Regions from separate parts of the Homo sapiens genome. Here region 2 is linked to region 1. A link is an interaction called in ENCODE POLR2A ChIA-PET data of the cell type or tissue named here. Cell type or tissue: PC-3. All regions are shown on one strand. Links, peaks and the distances in the headings refer to the core of each region. The heading gives the core; the rest is flanking DNA.

Region 1 (4,407 bases), core at 138-4,137:
GAAAACAGATTTGAAAATTTCTCAAGTCTCTGGAACAGAGACATCTTTATAAGCTTCGAAATGATAGAAATAATTACAAAATGAAGAAAAAGCTCAATTGATTATAAGAACATTAATATGTTCTGCATATAAAAACACCAGAACAACAAAAATACAAAACACTGGGAAAATACTTTTGGTAAGTATGACAGGTAAAGGGATGACATCTTAATTATTTAATACACTCATGTACAGCTATATAGTGAGGTGACAGTAAGAGCCTCAGCTTTGATGTTAGACTTCCTATGATATAAACTTATCTGGGTCCCAGTTTCTCCATCTGTAAAATGGTTATTATGGTAATACTTTTTGGAGTTTTGTGAGGTTTAGATGTGATATATATGTAAAATACTTAGAACAGTGCCTAGAACTTGATAAACACTCAATGGGAGTTACCTATTATTGTTATTAGTAAAAGCAAAATTGTTAAATAAATCAAAAATGACCTGAACTGTCAACTGCAGTTGTAACACAAGGGAAATGTTCAAATTTATAATTTATTCAAGAAATATATTGTTGTACTTGGCCAGAGTAGTTAAAAAATTAATACCCAATGCTAGTGAAGATGAAGTAAAACTAATACACTTTTTGTGGCAATAAGGTTAAAACTATACTTTTGAAAAGAAAATTGGCAATGTATATTAAGAGTTATGCAATGTTTAAATTCTTGTTTAATTTGATCACTTTGCAACTTATAATTTTCCTTAAAGATATAATCCAAAGAGAGAATACCTTATAAACTATTTTTTTCTGCATTGTTTATGAGAAGAGCATAAAGTCCAAAGCAGCTAGCATACTGCTTTGGTTGATTACATTCTGGTACAATAATTGTATGTATATGCATCAATACCAGATGATAGTTATTTGCAACAAAATGGCAATTCATATACTGTAGTTATGTAGTTTATATTAAAAATATAAAATTCAAAGTTATAATGACTATATAGCAACATTCTTATTATGTAATTTTGAAATTTTATATATTTTCCCCATACTTAAACTCATATTAAAAGCTTGGGAGGCAATACATGTAAATGAAAATTGTTGTGTTTGGGTGATGCAGTTATGAGTAATCATTTTTCTTTCTTTTTTTTATCTTTAAAATTCTTTAAAATTACTTTTAAATTATAAAAGTAATTCATGCTTATTGTTTAAAAAATTGCAAAGGCATATAGAGCAGAAACTAAAAGTCCCTTATGAATCCCCTCTCCCAATTTTCTACCCTCCCATCTCTGTTCCAACTCCTCAAATCTCACACTCTTCCTCAGCAATGACCACTTAGGAATATGTCCTCCTAAATACCTCTCTATGCGTTTACACATACATACATATATCTGCACATTTACCACACGCATTTTTCTTACATTAATGGGATTTCTACTATTCTGCTATTTGCCTTTTTTGCTTCATTGGTATATTTTCTTTGGTCTTATTCCTTGTCAGTTCAAATAGAATCATATGATTATTACATTTACAATATGGGCACACAAAGATTTGTTTTTATCAACCCATTATTGATGAATTTTTGTGCAGTCTTTTTTTTGCTATTGGAAATATTGTTACAATCCTTGTACTCTTTGTTAATATGTGTATTTCTTTAGGACAGGTATTTAGAATGAAATTGCTGGGCCGAAGATTTGCCCATTCAAATTTCTAAGAGTTGCTTCCAAACCATACTGTGAGAAGATTTTATCAATTTTTATCTCCATAAATTTTTTTAAAGAAAATAGTCAAACCAGAAGTCCCATGAAACTAACTTAAGAGATAAGCAAAAGTGTCTATAGCCCATTGACTTCCATATCAGAGGTAGGTAGCTTAATTTTGGTTTTATTCTTTCAGTTATCCTTATAAATTTAACTAACTCATGATTCTACCATACCCCTCATTCATTTTTTACTTTAACTTTACTTTGACGTTCTGGTCAGTATGCTCATTTCTAGGTTTTGTCCTAGAAGTGTGTTTGAACTGGTTGGATCAACTTAGTAAATAAAGATGAGTAACTTTGTAAATAAAGCTAATTTTGACACTGTTCCTAGAGCCGCTGGGCATGGTTGTGCTGTTGTGCTCTACAAAGGGGACTCAAGGGCACTGACATCCTGTCTGTGCTCCACTCACCAAGCCCTGTACCCTGGGTGCAGGCAGGGGAGGGCAGAGTCTGCTTGGAGGAAATAGTTCCTTTCCAAATTCATGTAAAAAATGGTTTATTGAGGTCTTAGCTGCCCTGATGATTCATAATTAAAATTTTTTTAATTTAACTGATTCTTTACCTCTCAATAAAGTTTGCCATATTAAAAGGATGATGAAAAATTTACAATTAGCCTTAGAATTTAAAGGGTAAGTATAGTTCAAACATAGTTCTGTCAGAATTTGGCTATGATGAAAAAAAGTTTTGGTGAGCTAAGGAATCCAAGGAGAATACACATCATTAGGAAAAGAACTATAATTGAAAATTCAGAAGCAATCTAATAATTTCCTTATCATTGATAGATTTTGGAAAATCATAAAATGAACTCATGCATATACTGCCAAATAATGAAATAGAATAGGGCTAGGATACATCTAGTTTATAATTATTATAGTTGTTGAGTATTGTTCCACTGTTAAATATCTTTTTTTTGGAAAGCTCTAACTGAGATATATTCAAGCAGATATAATTATTGCTGTTCCATAGATGCTAAACAAGATATTTCATGTTATCTGTAATGAGGCATGAAGTAATTACAATTTCAATGGTGAGCACTTGATAAGTTGTAGATCATCTTCCAATGTAAGAAGACATCCTCACTCCACTTTATAATGTTTAAACTAGAACTCACACGGTGTGCCTGTGAAAGCAGTCAGCAGTGAACAACTTAAATAGAAAATACTGAGCATAGAGTTGATGGACTGATGTGCATGGATTGGGCAAGGATCTCATAAAAATCTTAACATGAGCTGATCCTATGGGCCTAAGTAACATCAGGAAAGGTTTAGGTTACACCCAAAGGTAGGAAGGAAGAAAGGAAAAGGACAGACTTGCCAAGGGAAGTATTGTTACCTGAAGTTTCCAAGGTAACAAAATTATCTTTTGGGGATACCTTTATAATAAGACACATGAGTTTATGAATGTAGGCTTTAAACTTTTTTTTTTTCTTTTTTTTTTTAGAGATGGGGTCTGGCTAAGTTGACCAGGCTGGTTTCAAACTTCTGGGCTCACGTGATCCTTTCACCTCGGTGTTCAGGGTAGCTGAGACTTACAGGCACACACCACCATGCTTGGCTATGGCTTTTTTTGTGTGTTGTTTTTTTTTTTATTTCTGGCGATGGCAGGAATGTAAATTTTAGGAGAGAATGAGAGACTAGCTCTTGTTAGGGATTCTAAAATTCCACTAAATAATTCCTGACTCTGACAGTTGGCAGGTATATTCTGGATGGGCTCTAATAAATTAGATCAGTATTTAACAAGGAGAATTATTTTTGCTTTGCTTTCTGTGACTTTGGATTCACTCAGAAGGAAAGTGAGGGCAGGATGAGTATGGACCACAGTTCTCATGCTCCTTCTGGCAGCTCTAAAACCATCAGAATCTAGGACCATCCCTGCCCTTGACTGCATGGGGAGTTTGGATCTACTAACATGAAGTTGCCAAGTCACAGTAATATCAAATTCAGCCTGGGCCCAGCTGTTGAGTCCCTGAAGTTCTCAGGCAAAATGAGAACTGGTAGGACTGGTAAGAACAGAGCATCAGGTGGGTGGGCAGCATAAGATGTGTGTGCTAGAAAGAGGAGAGGGGAGGATATGCATGTCAGCAACGACTATTTGCCACATTCTCTGAGGCTGGCAGCAGCTCTGGAGCAAGACATTCTGAGTTACTGGGGCAACAAAAACTGGGTTGGTAAAGCAAAGCCACAAGTAGTTCTTAAATTTCATTTAAGCCTCAGAATCAAGCCTCTTATTAAACTGCTAAACTGGGTCAGTTTACAAATAACATTGGACTGGTCTCAACCACCTCATTAATTCTCTTCTAGTTTATGTCACAGAAACTAGTCTATGCCTTCTCACCTGTCTGTAGGATGATCCCCTGGTTAACTGAATATAGTCTATGTGTTTTTCTCTAGAAGATATATGTCCTGAGGTGAAATCCCAAATCATAAGACACCCATAATTTACCATTATAAGAAAACAAAGAGCTCAATTACAATGACAATAATAATAGTTAACATTCATGGAGTGCTTATGGCTAACTACTGTGCTGAGTGTTTGTACACATTGCATAATTCAATACGGAAAACATCCACTTTGAAATATAGACTAGTAGTTATTATCCTTATTATAAAGTTGAGGAACCTGAGTGATAAAGAAGTTAAGGAGCTTGCCCATGGTCACATCGC
Region 2 (4,407 bases), core at 126-4,125, 130 kb before region 1:
TTAAAAATTTTATGTATCTTTAATTAAAATACTGCAAAAAATAAATAAATAAAATAAATGCCTTGCTTTACTCAAAGACTCCTCTAACTTTGCATTGAGTTACAATCACAACTATAAATGCACTACAGGAACTCTCCAAATTACACAATCAAATCTTTTGTAATACAAACTCCTTTAAGTTGGTAAATTTGGCATACTTCATGCTCACACCCCCTTGCCCAAACCAACTAAAACTGATTCTTCAGAAACTCACAAGTAGAAGGAAGCTATACCTTTCTTTGGGGGCAGTCCTAAGGAATCATACACTGTTTCCAGTAAATCATCTATAACTTTTATTCCACCCACTCCCATCTCCCAAAATAAGCACTGTAATAACATCATTACTACTAAAATGCATTAATTCTAACCTGGGTAACATTTTGCCTATTCTCTAACAAATGCATGTTTTATTTTTTTAGAAAGAAAATTAAGAAAATGCGAGTCACTGATTACAAAGGAATAAATCTAATCAATCTACAGTTCAGTAAACTTGTGAGGTTAAATATAATTTTAAAAATCCACCACTCTTCTGTAAGAGGAGACTAAAAAATATTTACAGCTTAATTTAAGAACAAATAACAATTTTCCTTTCAAAAGGGCCTAAATAAATAAAATTCATATAGACAACCTCTGGCTGAATGCAAACCTCTATGGTTAAGAATAAAACTTGGGTGAAGTTAATAATAAATTAAACTAAGAACTCAAAATGTTATGTTATTCTAATTATTGACCATCAGTTCTACCAATGTAAAACAAATAATGTTTAATTTCATGATTAAAAAAAAACCCAAAATGCCCCATAGAGATTATTATTAGCAGTAACACAAAATAAGTTATTTTAAAGCTATTATTCATCCTGAGCAAGCAGGTAAAATTTCTACTTACAAAACTTAAGTGTTACTTTTTCTCAAGTAGCCAGTCCCGCAATGGTGTGATGAATGCCTTTACCAAGGAACTATTAAAAACTCAGTTAAATATTTATATATTGATATTTATTGTCAGCATCTTCTACAAAAACCTTGTTCACCAATGCCCTCAGCATATTTTATATTTATCTTGTTAATTTCAGTCAAATGGCTAGCCAGTAAAGCGTAGATTAAAGAGCATGCAATCTATATGAAGTCCATCTCCTACCTTAGACCCCCTTTGTCTAGAGTCAGTCTTATCATCTGTACTAAGAACTTTAAATAAACACATTTAATTAGAATTTCTTTAATACTTTGGTGGGAAAGGACTATGTAACTGCATGTCTAATTTTTTTTTAAAGTTAAAAAGTCTCTAATAAATTTTCCTAAAATCTGTTAAGACCAGATGCCCAATAGAAAAATGGGGAGAATTCACACTGAACATTAACAAGAAAGACATGAAAAAATACTCAACATCTGAATCATAAAATAAAAATACAAATTAAAACTATAATGTAATACTATTTTCCAAAACAGATTTCTCTCCTTTTCTCTCCTCTCCCGACCTCCCCTTAATTATTCACTCTCTGAGCCAGCAATCATTCATCTTGGAATTTATCCTCTAGATATTTTATATACATAGCAAATAATGTTAACAAGGCTACTCATTACAACACTGTTTATAACAGCAATGCTTCTGGTTAAATGAATCATGGTGTAGCCATCCATTCAATTAAATAGTATGCATCTATTAAAAAACCACAAAGATACTTTTCTAGTACTGAGATGGGAACAATGTATTCTGGAGATCTTTAAAAGTAAAGGTACAGATGTGTGCACAATACATTATAATTTACATTAAAGAAGATAATATACATTGATTTGCTTATATACACATAAAGAAGGATATACACACATTAAGAAAGTGGCTGTTTGGGAAGGCAGGCAGATGCAGGACAGAGATAGAAGCAAGAGTACTTCTACTACATTTTGAAGAACAATGAAAAACATGTTCCAAAATGAAAATGACTCATGAAGGAGTTATCTTTTACAGTGTAAACTCCAGACATGAACAAATGGCAGACAGGAAAAGCAATGACAGAAAATAGGAAAGGGAGAAAGGAGGGAAGAGGTGCCAACTCTATTTTCTCTAGCAACTATTTCATTCTGCAAGATAAGGTACTATATTCAACAAACAAAACAATGATCAACATAAGTGATATTTGTGATTTGTAAAAATCCTGTTTCTTGGTTTAGAGTGAATTATAACCATCTGAGAATGTGATGTAAATTATGTTTATAGCTCCCAGTACAGCGATTTCTGTTTATTCAAAGTAAATCTGGTAAGCAAATGGTAAAAATTTGTGGTAAAGATCTATAATACAAAAAGTCATGTAAACTTACACAATAAAAATGTTACATTAAAAATTTATCCCCTAATTATATATATATATATATATACAAGATTAAAATTAACATTATCTTCTTTTTCCAGATCTCTTTCACATTTCCAAGTTATGATATTTTGGGGGGATCATTTTAATATTTGGTAGTAAAATTCTGATAAAATTACTTTTTTCTTGTAGAGCCATTTTAAAGAAACTTCGTTTTAAAACTAGCTGAACTAAAAATCTATTAAAACATTCAAAATGGAAGAGATAAGAATTTAGTCTGGAGAAATTGAAGACTGATACAAAAGTAAAATTTGCACAGCAATTTCACTATTACAGTCCAAATATTCCAAACAAAGTTTAATTAATATCCTATTTCAAGTTAATACTTAAATGTTATAATAATATGGAATTACATTTATTTAAGATACTTGACTTTGTGTGCTAGCTAGTTGTTGTTTTTATAGAGATGGGGTCTTGTGATGCCCAGGCTGGAGTGCAGTGGCATGATCATGGTTCACTGCAGCCTCAAACTCCTGGGCTCAAGCAATCCTCCTGCTTCAGTCGCAGTCACCCAAGCAGCTGGAACTACAGGTGTGCACCACCATTCCCAGCTGATTTTTAAAATTTGTTGTTAGCAACAGGGCCTCACCCTGTTGCCCAGGTTGGTCTCTAACTCCTAGGCTAAAGCAATCCTCCCACCTTGGCCTCCTGAGTAGCTAGGATTACAGGAAGCAGTCATCCTACGTAGCATTATTTCTTATTAGATGAAATCATTATTTCTTAATAGACTAACAATAGGCAAAGTTTAACAGGTTGAAAAGATTATTTCCTTCCTCTGAGTAAGACCTAAGAAAGGACAGGAGAAAGGGGTATGAGGAGGGTGGCATTTTCCTTGATATTGAAGTACTTAACATTTAGAGCAGGCTCTCTTGAAAGAGATTTCATTTTACTGTTTACATAGCAGCAACTACCTAATCTGATGACAGCACATTATTGAGGAGTGAATAATACATACCAAGGGATGTAAGCCCAAATTAAAAACTCGACACTATAATACCTGCTACTTTAAATTATTTCTTGGTGACTGGAAAAATAGTGTAAGACTGACAGTTACCTAGACTTAGATGTACACTGGTACCTCAGAGGAAAAACAGGGTGAGAGGGATTAGAACATATTTCAAGTTTCAATTGAAGCATACAGAATCTTGAGAGATCAGTGAGATGATAAGGAAAAGAGACTATCTGTGACAAAGAAAATGCTAAGGATGCCTGGGGCTTTATTCTTGGAGCAACTAGGAGTTGGCTGGTGTATCACAGAAAGGTGGCTAGATTTGGTGGGGGGATGAAGTGGGGTGGGGAGTAGGTGGTGCAAATAAAGCACTGCAAATAAAGACGAGAAAAGAAATTTAAGTTTCACTTGGGACTACTGAATTTGGAGACATGGAAATGTAGAATCCTGTTGGAGAAATATAGAGAGAAGGCTGCTGGATATAGGTATTGAGAACTCCAGAGTAATCTCTGGCCTAGAAGTCTAGATTTGAAAGTTGTAAGAATGCAGTAGGCGACTCAAACCATAGGAGAAAACAAACTTGCATAAACAATGAAAAGACAAGTGGGGCCAAAACACTGGAGAACACTAACATGTAAAGAGTCATGGAAAAAGATGGGCTTGGGAAGAAACTATTCTTAGGAATGCTACTTATTCTTTTCATCTAATGGCCTCACATTTGCCTCCTCTTTCTCAAGCATTCAACATATTATTTCTTTTTATTAAAGTCATTCTTGTTTAGACGCCTTGTTTAAATATCTTCTCAATCCCATTTCTACAGTGAGGCCTGACTAAAGTAAAAATGAGACTATCCCCTTTGGTATATGTATATACCAAAAGCCAAATACCAGTGAAAAGCACATAATTTTTGCTCATCTTTTCATTTTGCCTATTTCTTTTCTTTATGCCTATTTCTTGAAAGTGCAGAAATGTTAGTTAAAATAGCTTTCTAGAAAAAGCATAATTCTATGAACAATATATTTGACAAAGTAAAATTATATTAGGCTAGTCACTGGGATTT

Evidence for each region. Peaks named below come from ENCODE experiments on the same cell type or tissue, not always from the same donor. Only the 100,000 strongest peaks of a DNase experiment are listed, where the experiment ranks them.
Region 2: POLR2A ChIA-PET joins it to region 1 with 9 read pairs; 1 of 35 experiments calls an interaction of 5 or more read pairs at or near these places.

What each region holds. Positions count from the first base shown.
Region 1 is chr3:150,315,354-150,319,760 of GRCh38, reverse strand. All of the region lies in intron 1 of LINC01214 (long intergenic non-protein coding RNA 1214), which reads left to right. All of the region lies in intron 1 of LOC107986141 (a long non-coding RNA gene), which reads right to left. Among named protein-coding and RNA genes, the nearest start is that of LINC01214, 6.2 kb to the left of the region's middle. In PC-3, for the core only: no CTCF peak of the experiment used is centred there; a DNase peak (open chromatin) is centred at 2,080; H3K4me3 peaks cover 947 bases; H3K27ac peaks cover 1,601 bases.
Region 2 is chr3:150,446,875-150,451,281 of GRCh38, reverse strand. All of the region lies in intron 1 of TSC22D2 (TSC22 domain family member 2), which reads right to left. Among named protein-coding and RNA genes, the nearest start is that of TSC22D2, 41 kb to the right of the region's middle. In PC-3, for the core only: no CTCF peak of the experiment used is centred there; DNase peaks (open chromatin) are centred at 1,661, 1,951 and 3,311; H3K4me3 peaks cover 1,304 bases; H3K27ac peaks cover 3,108 bases.